Linked DNA regions of Mus musculus: region 2 is linked to region 1. A link is a loop called in an ENCODE intact Hi-C map of the cell type or tissue named here. Cell type or tissue: gastrocnemius. All regions are shown on one strand. Links, peaks and the distances in the headings refer to the core of each region. The heading gives the core; the rest is flanking DNA.

Region 1 (5,378 bases), core at 49-5,048:
CAGGGAGGGGAGGAGAGAGGAGGGACTCTGGGACAGAGCAGATAAAAGGCTTCCAGGTAACGTCTGGGGAGCCCCACCCTAGGTCCTTACTCTGGGGTCCACCAGTCTTATTCCAGAATCTTCATTAAGAATCAGCTGCTCTGAAGCTGGGGGTGGGGAGCTGTCTCCTCTGGGATCCTATTTGAGGAGGAGGCTGCCTTCAGAATGGGGGTCTTGCTCCATGGGGTAAGGGGTAGGCTTGGTGACTAGGTGCAGGGACAGGTTAGATGAGACAGTGCCCAAAAAAATGAAGCAAAGGACTGGCCAGCATGGGCAGCCTAGGCTTGAAGGTGGAAGTGTACCATAGTCTGAGTTTTGGTTTCCTTATGGGCAGGGAGCCCCAAAGGAGTCCAAGAACCAGATGGAAGAGGCATAAGATAGTGGAGGAATTCTTTGTGGATTTTTGTAGAGATTATACACACACACACACACACACACACACACACACACACACACACACACACACACAGAGCCACCTCCCTCTCCATTGGTGGTTTCCATCACCACCGACAAGCCTTCTGAGCCTGCAGCAAGCACCTCTTTGTTCTCTGAACAAAGGGTGAAGATTGCTCCTTTCTTACAAATGAGTAGGTGCATCTTGGAGATTGCTCCAACTAGGTGCATACAGACCAGCCCCTTTCACGTGTCCCCTCAGGATTCTGACCTCCGTGGGGACCTGCTTCAGTGGTAGTTGTCTCTCCAGCCATTCCACACACCCCTTTAATTCTCCTTTTGAGTGCTGTAGGTTAGTTAAATCCCCCTGCTGGGCCTGAAACCCACAAAAGTTCAATGTCAAAGCCTATCTGGCTGTTTTCAAGCCTCTGAGATGAGCTAGGGGATAAAGGGGACTTTGCCAGCAGTTACCACTGCCCCCCAGCACTTTGGGGTCAGGATCTGCCAGCAAAGGGAGGGGGTCCTTATCTCCTGGTATCTGGTGTGACATGAAGGACTCAGTCCTGAGAATCTATACCACACCTGGCCCTGTGTCTTTGGTCCTTGGATTTCCTACCTCCATCCTTGCCTGGCTTTGTATCATAGGTTAATCTTAGTTCCTGACAGCCAGTACAGATAATGGGGAAAGAGCCTATTTTTTGTCTCTGTGGGCTACAGGTATCTCTCAGGAGAGTGGCTGCATCCTGATGTGGTGGCAGTTCCCACCAGGACTCCAGGGACTAGACTCTGTCCTTTAGCCAGGAAGGTAGCTCCTTGTTGTGATTGGCAGCTTAGTCAATCTATCAACCTTGAGGAGTCTCCTGGCTTTTGATGAAAAAGTCCTGAATTTTATTCATTGTGAAGGACTTGTGCACCTCATTTCCCTGGTAAGCCAGGTGGCTGATGGGAGACAGAGAGACTCCTGGGTCCTGGTAGGAAGTATCTGAGGCCCAGATTCCTTATCGGACTCTCCCATGGGGTGACCTGAGCTGCAGAAGGCCTAGTCTCGATGTCTAATTAACTCCGTGAGGGGGTCATGGCATCTCCATCCTTCCACAGTAGCTGGGATGTTCATGCCCACCTGTACCTGCATTGTGTATCCATTTCCATAGGACACAGAATGCTGACAGCCTGGGCTCAGCCCCAGTAAGGCTCCTGCCTGTGGTCAGCAAATGATTGAGATGAGGGATACTCGCCAACCTCGAGCCGCCCAGCGAACCATGGTGGCTCTCAAGGCCTGGCTGTATCTAGGCTCTGTCCAGGGCCAGAGAGTGCATGAGGGGGAAGCTCAGCCTCCGTCAGAGCTGGGACACCATCCGGTAGAGCCAAAAACCCAGCCTTAACAGAACAGGGCCAGGTACCAGATGCTGAGGCATGGATGAGAACATCAAGCCCAGGCTGCTGGGCTCCAGTGGGATGCATAGTCTGTTACATATGTCTTGTATTGCATGGAAGATGGTCTGTCACAACAGATGTCAGTCCAGGTGACCACATAGGTGCCCACTTAAGAGATGGTCCCAAGGGCTGGTGTGTGCCTGCCAGTGAAGGCAAGTATATAGTGACTGTCAATTTGGGGGTTAGTGATACTGAGGACAAGAGACCTGGAAGTGATCCTCTCACCCAGCATGCTGTGTGTAGTTTTCCTAGCCTTATGTCTGTGCATCCACTGGTACCCACCTCAAGCCCCTCACTGTTGCTCTCTGAATTTCATAGCCAGAGGAGGCACATATCTCTGATCATCCTAGATCACCCATTCAGACATGGCTGGGAGTATGGTGGTAATACAGGCCAGGTAGCTTAAGTGGGGAACACAGCGGATACAACGGAGCAACCCAGAGCACGGGAAATGCCAACCCTGAATTCCAGTGTGGTGTAGCCCTCTTTCTGTGAGGCAAGTCTTGGAGGTTGGCATTACAAGGTCAGCACTGTGGGTGTAACCACTTTGGCACCATCCCAGCCAGGGGATGGGATGGATGGAAGGCCAGCCTCCCACATCTCCTTCTGTTCCCGCAGCTCACACATGGACACCAGGTGGCGCTGTCGTCCATCAGTTACGTTGGCTGCTCTCTGTCAGTTCTCTGCCTGGCTGCCACCCTGGTCACCTTCGCAGTACTGTCGTGAGTCACCCTCTCCTTGTGTCCCCAGGAAGTCTAGAAAGTTACTGGAAATATAAGTGTTTCCTGTCACTCTGGCCATTCCTCTGTCTGGCTCTGAAGACCCTTTGGGGGGGCGGGGGCATGCGTCCTAGCTAGTAGGGGTACAGATGTGACTATGTGACTGTTCTCCGGTGACTTTCACTTTCATATCTGAGGTGCAGAAAAAATGGAAATAGCAGGGCCTGTAGGGTAGGGTCAGCAGGTTTTAGACATGTCAGAAAGGTCTGGAAAGTCCCACCTTGGCACTTGAGTTCCGGTGGGATCTGAGCCAGGCGAGAGCTAGCACATACATCCTTGACTGCACCCTCATCAGCAAGCAATGGTGCTTGGTTTTGAGGCCAAGTTATGCATAAATGCCTTTGGATGGGGCCCATCAATAACCAAGAAAGCCAAAGAATAAATAAATGCCTTCTCGAGCAGTCTGCCACGCACAAGGAGACAGTGCAGAGGTGAGCATCTTAGGGTGGGAGGCCAGAAAGCCCTCCCTATTGGTAGTCATCCAGGCCTCCAGGAAGAGCCCTGCCAGGAATGACCATAAAAGAATGGCGGGTCCTGTAGCCACCCTCCTGTATCCAAGAGGCGCCCTCCCTTCCTGCTGCCCTCAATTTCGATGATGCCCATGACGTCATGGGGTGTATTTTCTGCAGGTTCTAATTTAGAATTTCAATTAGTTCCCTCCATCTCCCCCACCCCATCCCTCACAGTGGAAAGGGTGAAACAGAAGAGGGCCCAGGGAGGTTAGAGGAGCCACTGAACTTCCGGGAAGGGCTCAGGCTGTGCAGAGTGGCTGGAACTATGAAAGGAAGTAGGAGGCTAGCCCAGAACAACCAGGGTCCAAGCAGGGAGCTATGGCATGGGCAGGGGTAGGAGCTATGAAGATACTCATGGTTTCTCAAAGAGAAGTAGAGAGGGGACCCGAGTGGGGGTAGGATGTCGAGGCTGAGCTCCGGGACTTACACCCGCCTCTCTGTCTTCAGTTCTGTCAGCACCATTCGGAACCAGCGTTACCACATCCACGCCAACCTGTCCTTCGCTGTCCTGGTAGCCCAGGTCTTGCTGCTGATCAGCTTCAGCATGGAGCCTGGCACGGTGAGTGGGTGCTGACCCTCGGCCGGCAGCTGTCTCTTCTTGAGTCACGGCAGTGGCAGTGGCAGTGGGCATGGCTGGGGAGTAGCAGTGGGCATGTGGGGAGTGGCAGCAACACGGGCTGTAGAACTCTGGCCTGAGAAACTGAGCCTTGCCTCCCCAGGAATAAAATGAGGTCCTGGGAATAAATAAGAGTAAGCAAAGCCTCAGCACGGCCCCCCCATGTACCCCGTGGTCTCACCCTGCACCTTTGCTTGGCTACCAGGTCCCGTGCCAGGTGCTGGCTGTCCTCCTACATTACTTCTTCCTGACCGCCTTTGCTTGGATGCTGGTGGAGGGACTACATCTCTACAGCATGGTGATAAAGGTCTTCGGCTCAGAGGACAGCAAGCACCTCTACTACTATGGGATAGGCTGGGGTATGTAGTAGGGGAGGGGCAGAGGGCAAGGATAGGCTGGGGTGTGTGGCAGGGGTGGGGCAGATGGCAGGGGTGGGACCTATTAATATAGGTTGGGAGGGATGAGGTGGGCCGGGTAGGGATGGGGCAGATGGAATGGAATGGGTTCTGGTGGCAGAGAGGCAGAGCAGGTGACTGTGGGGCAGGGTTTGGTAGAGACGGGATGGGTTTAGATGGAGATGGGGTGGGTTTAGCTAGAGATGGGTTGGGTTTAGGTGGAGATGGTATGGGATGGGGGGGGGATCAGGTGTGGAGGGACATTGCTGGAGATGGGATTGGTCAGCGTGACTCATGGTGTATCAATATACCATTGTCTTGGAAAGAGTCTGTGTTTTGCTGTTGGACAGCGTGTTCAAACCCTGTCAGGCTTAGCTAGTTCAAGGTGACATTCGAGTTCTCCATTCTGACCTAGGTCTTTCCTCTGTTTGCTCTGCTCATTTTTTTTTTGAAGTGAGATGTTGACGTCACTTGGCCCGTTCCTGTTTCTGCTCCCTCTCTGCCTTCCTTTGACTTAAGTGGGTATTTTCCTGTGTGGCGCTTTAATACTCTTAATGAGCTCACCTTGTATTTCCTGGGTCGTTTTCTTTAGCGGTTACCCCCGCACATACTGTATGCATTTCAGCATATTAAAATCTATTTTATGTTCTCACTAAATTACAGTGAGACGGGGAAGCGTTGCTGTTAAGTGTTTCTATTACTTTATCCCCTTTTTTCTGTGGTTATTGCTACACATATCACAACTGCATGGGGGGCCAAGGGTTATGGTATCTCTTTATCAACCTCCCCTCTCTAACAGAAGCCAAGAGAGGAGACCGAGGGTGTGTCTCTGCAGGGTGTGTCTTGTTATCCATCGGACGTACCATGTCTGGTCTTCTGGTCCTCTGCAGATGTCCCTGCAGTCTGAATTGCCATCTGGTCTTGTCACCACGCTCCCACACTGCGTTTCCCTCTCTCCCTCCCGTGTACCTTGGAAGCTTATTACATTTCTATTTGTTATGGACCTAATAATGCAGCTCTATAAATGTCATTTGATATTATTGCTTTTTAACTCAATTGAGAGAAAAGAAAAGAGGAGGGCACCCAACTCCACCGTTGCTTATAATTTCATAAGCTATTGGTGTCATTGTGTGTAGGTCTGTGTTTCTATGTGTGTCCACGAATCTGGGTGCGCGCACGTGGGTGTGTCTCTGTGTTCGCGAGTCTGTCT
Region 2 (5,378 bases), core at 156-5,155, 180 kb after region 1:
TCCCTAGCACATCCCCAGGATAGACTACAGCTGTGCTTTCCAGACTGTGCCCTTGGTTTGGAGGTGTATTAGTGACACTAGAGGCTAGCCTGGGCCAACTTCGAAGAGAAACAGACACTATCACAACCTGAGCTGACAGGATCTGGAGACCTCTGGTGGCTGGAGGCAGGGACCAGAAAATGGGACTCAAAGGGGTGGGTAGGGGTGTGTGTCATAGCCCAGAACCCTCTGCATAGGCCCAGCTGATAATCTGCCATCCATCCGGTTCTTCAGTCCTGGAGTCTTAGAATCCATAGGATGAGCTTTGACTGGCCAGGCCCCCACCACTTCTCCAACACTGCCTTGACCTAGAGTCAGATAGACTCTGAGCCCTAGAACATCTGGTGAGAGACCACATAGGATGATGGGAAATGAGCATGGTCTGGATCAGTCAGTTGCTGCTGACATCACAAACATCTGAGAAGGAAACTTCATAGGGAGGATGGATGGTTTTCGCTCCCGGCCTTTGTCTTCAGTGTTCAGTGGGCTGGCTCACAGCTTTGGGGCTGTGGGGAGGAAGCCTCATGTCGGGAGCATGGCACAGGGGACGTTGCTCATCTCATGGCAGCCAGGAAGAAGAGAAACAAAAACAGGCAGGCCGGGGACATGATGTCCCCTTCCAGAGCACATCCTAGTGACCGTGTCCCTACCTCCGAGTTCCTATCAGGTCCAAAAGACTGACAGATAGGAACCCACCTGTGGATCAATCCACTGGTCAGGTCAGAGTCTCTATGACCCATTGTTGTGACGGAATTGTGGCTCAAGTCCAGACAGACCACACCAGGCCAGTGCAGTTTCACATGAAAGAGATTTAATGTGGGGGAAAGGGGCGAAAAGGGGCGACAGAGACAATAGGAGAAAAGAGAGAGACAGAGACAGAGAGAGAAACAGAGAGACAGAAAAGGTCAAGAGGGTCTGCCTTTTTTAAGGCTGTGACGTAACCACTGGAAGGTAAAGGTGGGAGGTAAGCCAAATGGACACTGGGAATGCATGGTGATTGCCATGGCAACAGATGTGCTGGTCCCTATCACCTATCCATCATCACTGGATTCAGAGGCTACCTGTAACCATAAAACCGGTTCCTGATACCCACACCCATGACCTCTCAAATGACTAGATCTACCACACGGGCCAGCCCTTCAAACGGCAAACTTTGTGGCTCACCTCCAAATCGCAGCACCCCCAAAGCATCATGAAAGAACTCCAAAGATCAGGTGTCAGCCAGTATACAAGTCTCCCTTTAACAGTGACGGGGAGGAGTGTGGTAGTCTGTGGCTGGCTGGCCCTGAGAGGTGAAGATAGCATTATCCAGTCATGCCTGATCTCTGCGTTTCTCCGGCTTCATTGAGGACCAAGGAGAATGAAAAGTGAACCCAGCAATTTTGGTACTACAAGAGTCTGTGGCAGACGCATAGCCACGAGCCTCCTCGGGGAACCAGAGAGAAAGGGGTAGAGGGATTAGGGAGGAGAATCTAATCACCCTCAACCTTAGGGCCCTCACCTGCTGAGTCATCTTTTTTCATCTGATAACTCTCAGACCAAAGATGGGAGAGGCATGTGACTGAGTAGAGTCAGCATCCTAGAGCTGCTGCTGTTAGGGGCAGAGCTAGTGCCTTGGTCTTTCTGGCCAGGGAACATTGTGGCTGGCAGAGTGTGAACATTTCTTCAATTGGAAAACAGAATTTGAACAACAAAGAGTCTCTCTCTCTCTCTCTCTCTCTCTCTCTCTCATGCCTCAGGCAAGCTCTGTCCTCTGGCTCTTTTGTCCTGAGCAGAAACACATCTCCCGCTCTTGCCTCTGCTCAGTCTGGCACCCAGCTCAGGGCAGGCACACACCACTGCCAGCCCCAACTAGCCACTGGGACCTCATAGCCTCAGATGCAAGCAGAAGTAGCCAAAGGATTGACAGGAGACTGAAGCAGTAAAGGCACACACATATCCGGGGGCAGGGTGGGCTGGTCCCAGATTATAAGCCCTGGTGGGTAGGGACAGGATCACAGGACCATGGTGCAGGGTGGGGGAGGGGTTGGTATTCAGGGGGAGGTGTGCACGGTGAAAGAGGTGAGTTAATGTGGGAAAGACTAGCCGGGAAGGGGTGAGGTACACTAGGCAAGGCGCGAAGGGTAGATACCTTGGGTCAGCAGGGGTTGGGCGCCACAGTCCGACCGAGGAAGTCGGGGCTGTGTGTGGACAGAAGTCAATCAGGACATATGTGTTCTTGCCAAGTAACAAACTGTCCCAAGTTTCAGTGTCCTGTGGAGGAAAGGAGTGTTCCTGGTGGGTGCTTTCCATCCATGGTCACATGGCTAGGATGTCACTTCTTGCCATCTTCCCATGGTAGAAAGACAAATGTTAAAAAAAAAAAAAAACGGGGGGGGGGGCATCCTGAGCCCTAGGGCTGTACATCACCATCTCCTCTAACATTTTGCAGGACTAAAGTTCAACCAAGCCAGTTATCAATGGAGACACGCTCTCCTCCCTAGGCGGAGAGCAGGCACATGAGCAGCACCAGTCTTTGGATGTAGTGTCATCATCTGCTGTTTGCTCAGGCCGTGTTCAGATTTGCTTAGAGAAGGCGGCTGGCTATACTAGTTACCTTTCTTCTGCTGTGACAAAATACCAGGGAGAAGCAGGTATTAAAGACAGAAGGTGTGGTGGTTTGAATAGGTATGGCCCCCATAGACTCATTTTTTTAAATGCTTGGCCCATAAGGAATAGCACTATTAGGAGGTGTGGCCTTGTTGGAGGAGGTGTGGCCTTGTTGGAGGAGGTGTGACCTTGTTAGAGGAAGTACATCGCAGTCTCTATGCTCAAGCTCCGCCCAATGTGGAAAGATTCTTGGCTTCCTTCTGATCAAGATGATGTAGAACCCTTGGCTCCTCCAGCACTGTCTGCCTGCATGACGCCATGCTTCCCGCCATGATGCTAATGGACTGAACCCCCAAAACTGTAAGCCAGCCCCAATTAAATGTTGCCCATGATAAGAGTTGCCTTGGTCATGGTGTTTCTTCACAGTAATGGAAACTGTGACAAAGACAGAAGGGTTTGTTTTTGACTCACCAGGATGAAGACTGGCTCCTGCGGATACCTGCTGGGCATCAGCTGTCTCCCATCTGCTGTGTCTCCATGGGGCCTGGGATACACAGTGCCTCATTGGCTATGTGAGAATCTGGGAGGCTGATGACTGTAAGTGTCAGTGAGGTTGTCCTGGGTCCTCAGTAGCCAGCTCAAAGTCTAGTGTAGCAAAGTCCTCGGGAAGGTGACAGGGGAGTAAGTGGGACAATTCACACACTGTGAGCTATGTGAGAAGGGTCCCAGGGGAATGCAGGAGAGCATAGCTGCAGGCAAGGAGAGAAACATGAGGACTTACCCACTGACAACCAGGGAGCACAGGTTGGGAGCCTCTGGCCCCATCGTGGATTCCCTGTTATGGCAAACACAAGCAAGGCAAAGATGCATTCAGTTAAAATGGGGTCTGGGCTTGCAAACCTCACACAGACTTCCCAACAATGGCTAGGAGCTGTTCTGGGCTCATCTGTCCTATGTTTGGTGAAAAGTGACATGATTTGTATTGAAAATGACGCTAGAAATAATGTGGTCAAATGCTACTAGGGAAGCTGCACATGGAGGCACACACCTTTGATTCTAGGCGGAGGCAGGTGGGGCTCTGTGAGTTCAAAGCCAGTGTGGTCTACATAGCAAGTTTTAGGCCATGCAGGGTACATAGTGAGACCCTGTCTCAAAACAGAGAGAGAGAGACAGAGACAAAGAGAGACAGAGACAGAGACAGAGAGACAGAGAGAGACAGAGAGAGAGACAGAGACAGACAGAGTGACAGAGACAGACAGAGAGACAGAGAAAGAGACAGGGAAACAGGGAGAGAGGTAGGCAGACAGACACAGAGTCATACATATATATTTTTATTTGTTTTGTATATATGTATATAATTTGTTACATATATAACATTTGTTATACATGTATAATATTTGTATATATATAAAACATTTGTGTGTGCATATATATGCATATTTATAACAAATGGGCCAGCTTTTTATCTTCCTAGTTCACCTAAGTGATTCCACTTTAATTTCACAGTAACTAAGTACACTGTCTTTGTATCTGATTAATGCATGAATATTTAGGGGTTTTAAATTAGAGACAATTTAAGTGAAACCTCTGTAAAAAATGACTCCACTTTCGCAGAGAAATTGATGACATATCTAAGGGACACTCAGCAAAAAAAGAGAGAAGGAGGAGGAGGGGTAGCTATAATGACAGTAACGGTGACAATGGTGGCAGTGTGATGTGACTCAGTTTCTTCATCTCCAAACTGAGCCACTACAACTTGTCTCGGGATAGGGACCAGTAGGCAGGTCCTTTAATCAGAGCTTCTGTGGGCATGGCCAGATCAAGGCCAGCACTGTGAACCTGCTTCTCACACTGGTCAGGGGAGACCCCCTGTCATCCTCTGCCAGGGCTGGCCTGTCACTGCTGCCGGAATACCCACGGCTGGGCTGTGACTCCTAGGGGAATGGCTTCTCTCTCTCAGCTGTCACTACAGAAGCTTGGGCCGACTATTAAACAAGCTGTTCTGACTCCGAGTCCTGCCTCCTGTCAGTGGGAAAACTGCAGCTTCAGAGGACAGATCGGCTATGAGGAAAGACAAAGTAACAAAGCAGAGATCAAATCAAGAGCGAGTCCTTTGGTAGCAGGTGTCAGCCGGGCTGAGCCGGTGTCAGCCGGGCCTCAGGGAAGACAGGCTCACTCTGCTCCAATTTGCTTCATTTAAAGTAGGTATCTCCCAGCTGTGCACAGGGCCCGAGCTCACATTCAGGATGGGGACGCTAGTGAGGAGCAGCAGGAGCTTGTGATGGCAGGATGACATCACAGTCACGAGGTCACTGCCCGCTGTGATGTGAGGATGTGAGTGTCCAGGTGTTTCAGGTGACAGAGCCTCTTTGACCTTTCTTTGTAGTCCACCATTAGAGCCCCAGCTATAGCAACAAGAAGGTTGTGCCCAACCGCTCAGTGAGGTCTCGGGGATGACCCACAGATGGGTCATCCATGCGAGTGAAGGAGAGGCTCCTGGGACACGAGGCACTATGTAGGGTCAGTGGCAGTAAGGGACAATAACAGTGTTGAGGGCTGAGCTAGGTGTCACTCAGAGGTGGACTTGATGTTGGAGATGTCAGGCTTGCTTGACACTGGCCTTGTGGGGGTGGCATTCTGGGACAGGCAAAGCAAAGAGGCATCTTCAGTAGTGAGGAGCCGAGCCAGCCCAGGGAGAGCAAGCAGGAGTCGGTGGAGCCAGTGGTTGACAGTGTGGACTGCGGTAGCGG

What was found. Peaks named below come from ENCODE experiments on the same cell type or tissue, not always from the same donor. Only the 100,000 strongest peaks of a DNase experiment are listed, where the experiment ranks them.
Region 2: it touches region 1 in a loop (2.2-fold over the local background); 10 of 42 quality-filtered maps call a loop at or near these places.

Annotation. Positions count from the first base shown.
Region 1 is chr5:129,175,565-129,180,942 of GRCm38, forward strand. Adgrd1 (adhesion G protein-coupled receptor D1) reads left to right here. Exons shown (of 25, transcript NM_001347486.1): 16 at 2,485-2,588; 17 at 3,605-3,716; 18 at 3,979-4,132. Among named protein-coding and RNA genes, the nearest start is that of Gm46923, 62 kb to the left of the region's middle. In gastrocnemius, for the core only: no CTCF peak of the experiment used is centred there; DNase peaks (open chromatin) are centred at 2,498, 2,862, 3,758 and 3,988; H3K4me3 peaks cover 387 bases.
Region 2 is chr5:129,358,556-129,363,933 of GRCm38, forward strand. No RefSeq gene overlaps it. Among named protein-coding and RNA genes, the nearest start is that of Gm34145, 53 kb to the left of the region's middle. In gastrocnemius, for the core only: no CTCF peak of the experiment used is centred there; a DNase peak (open chromatin) is centred at 3,157.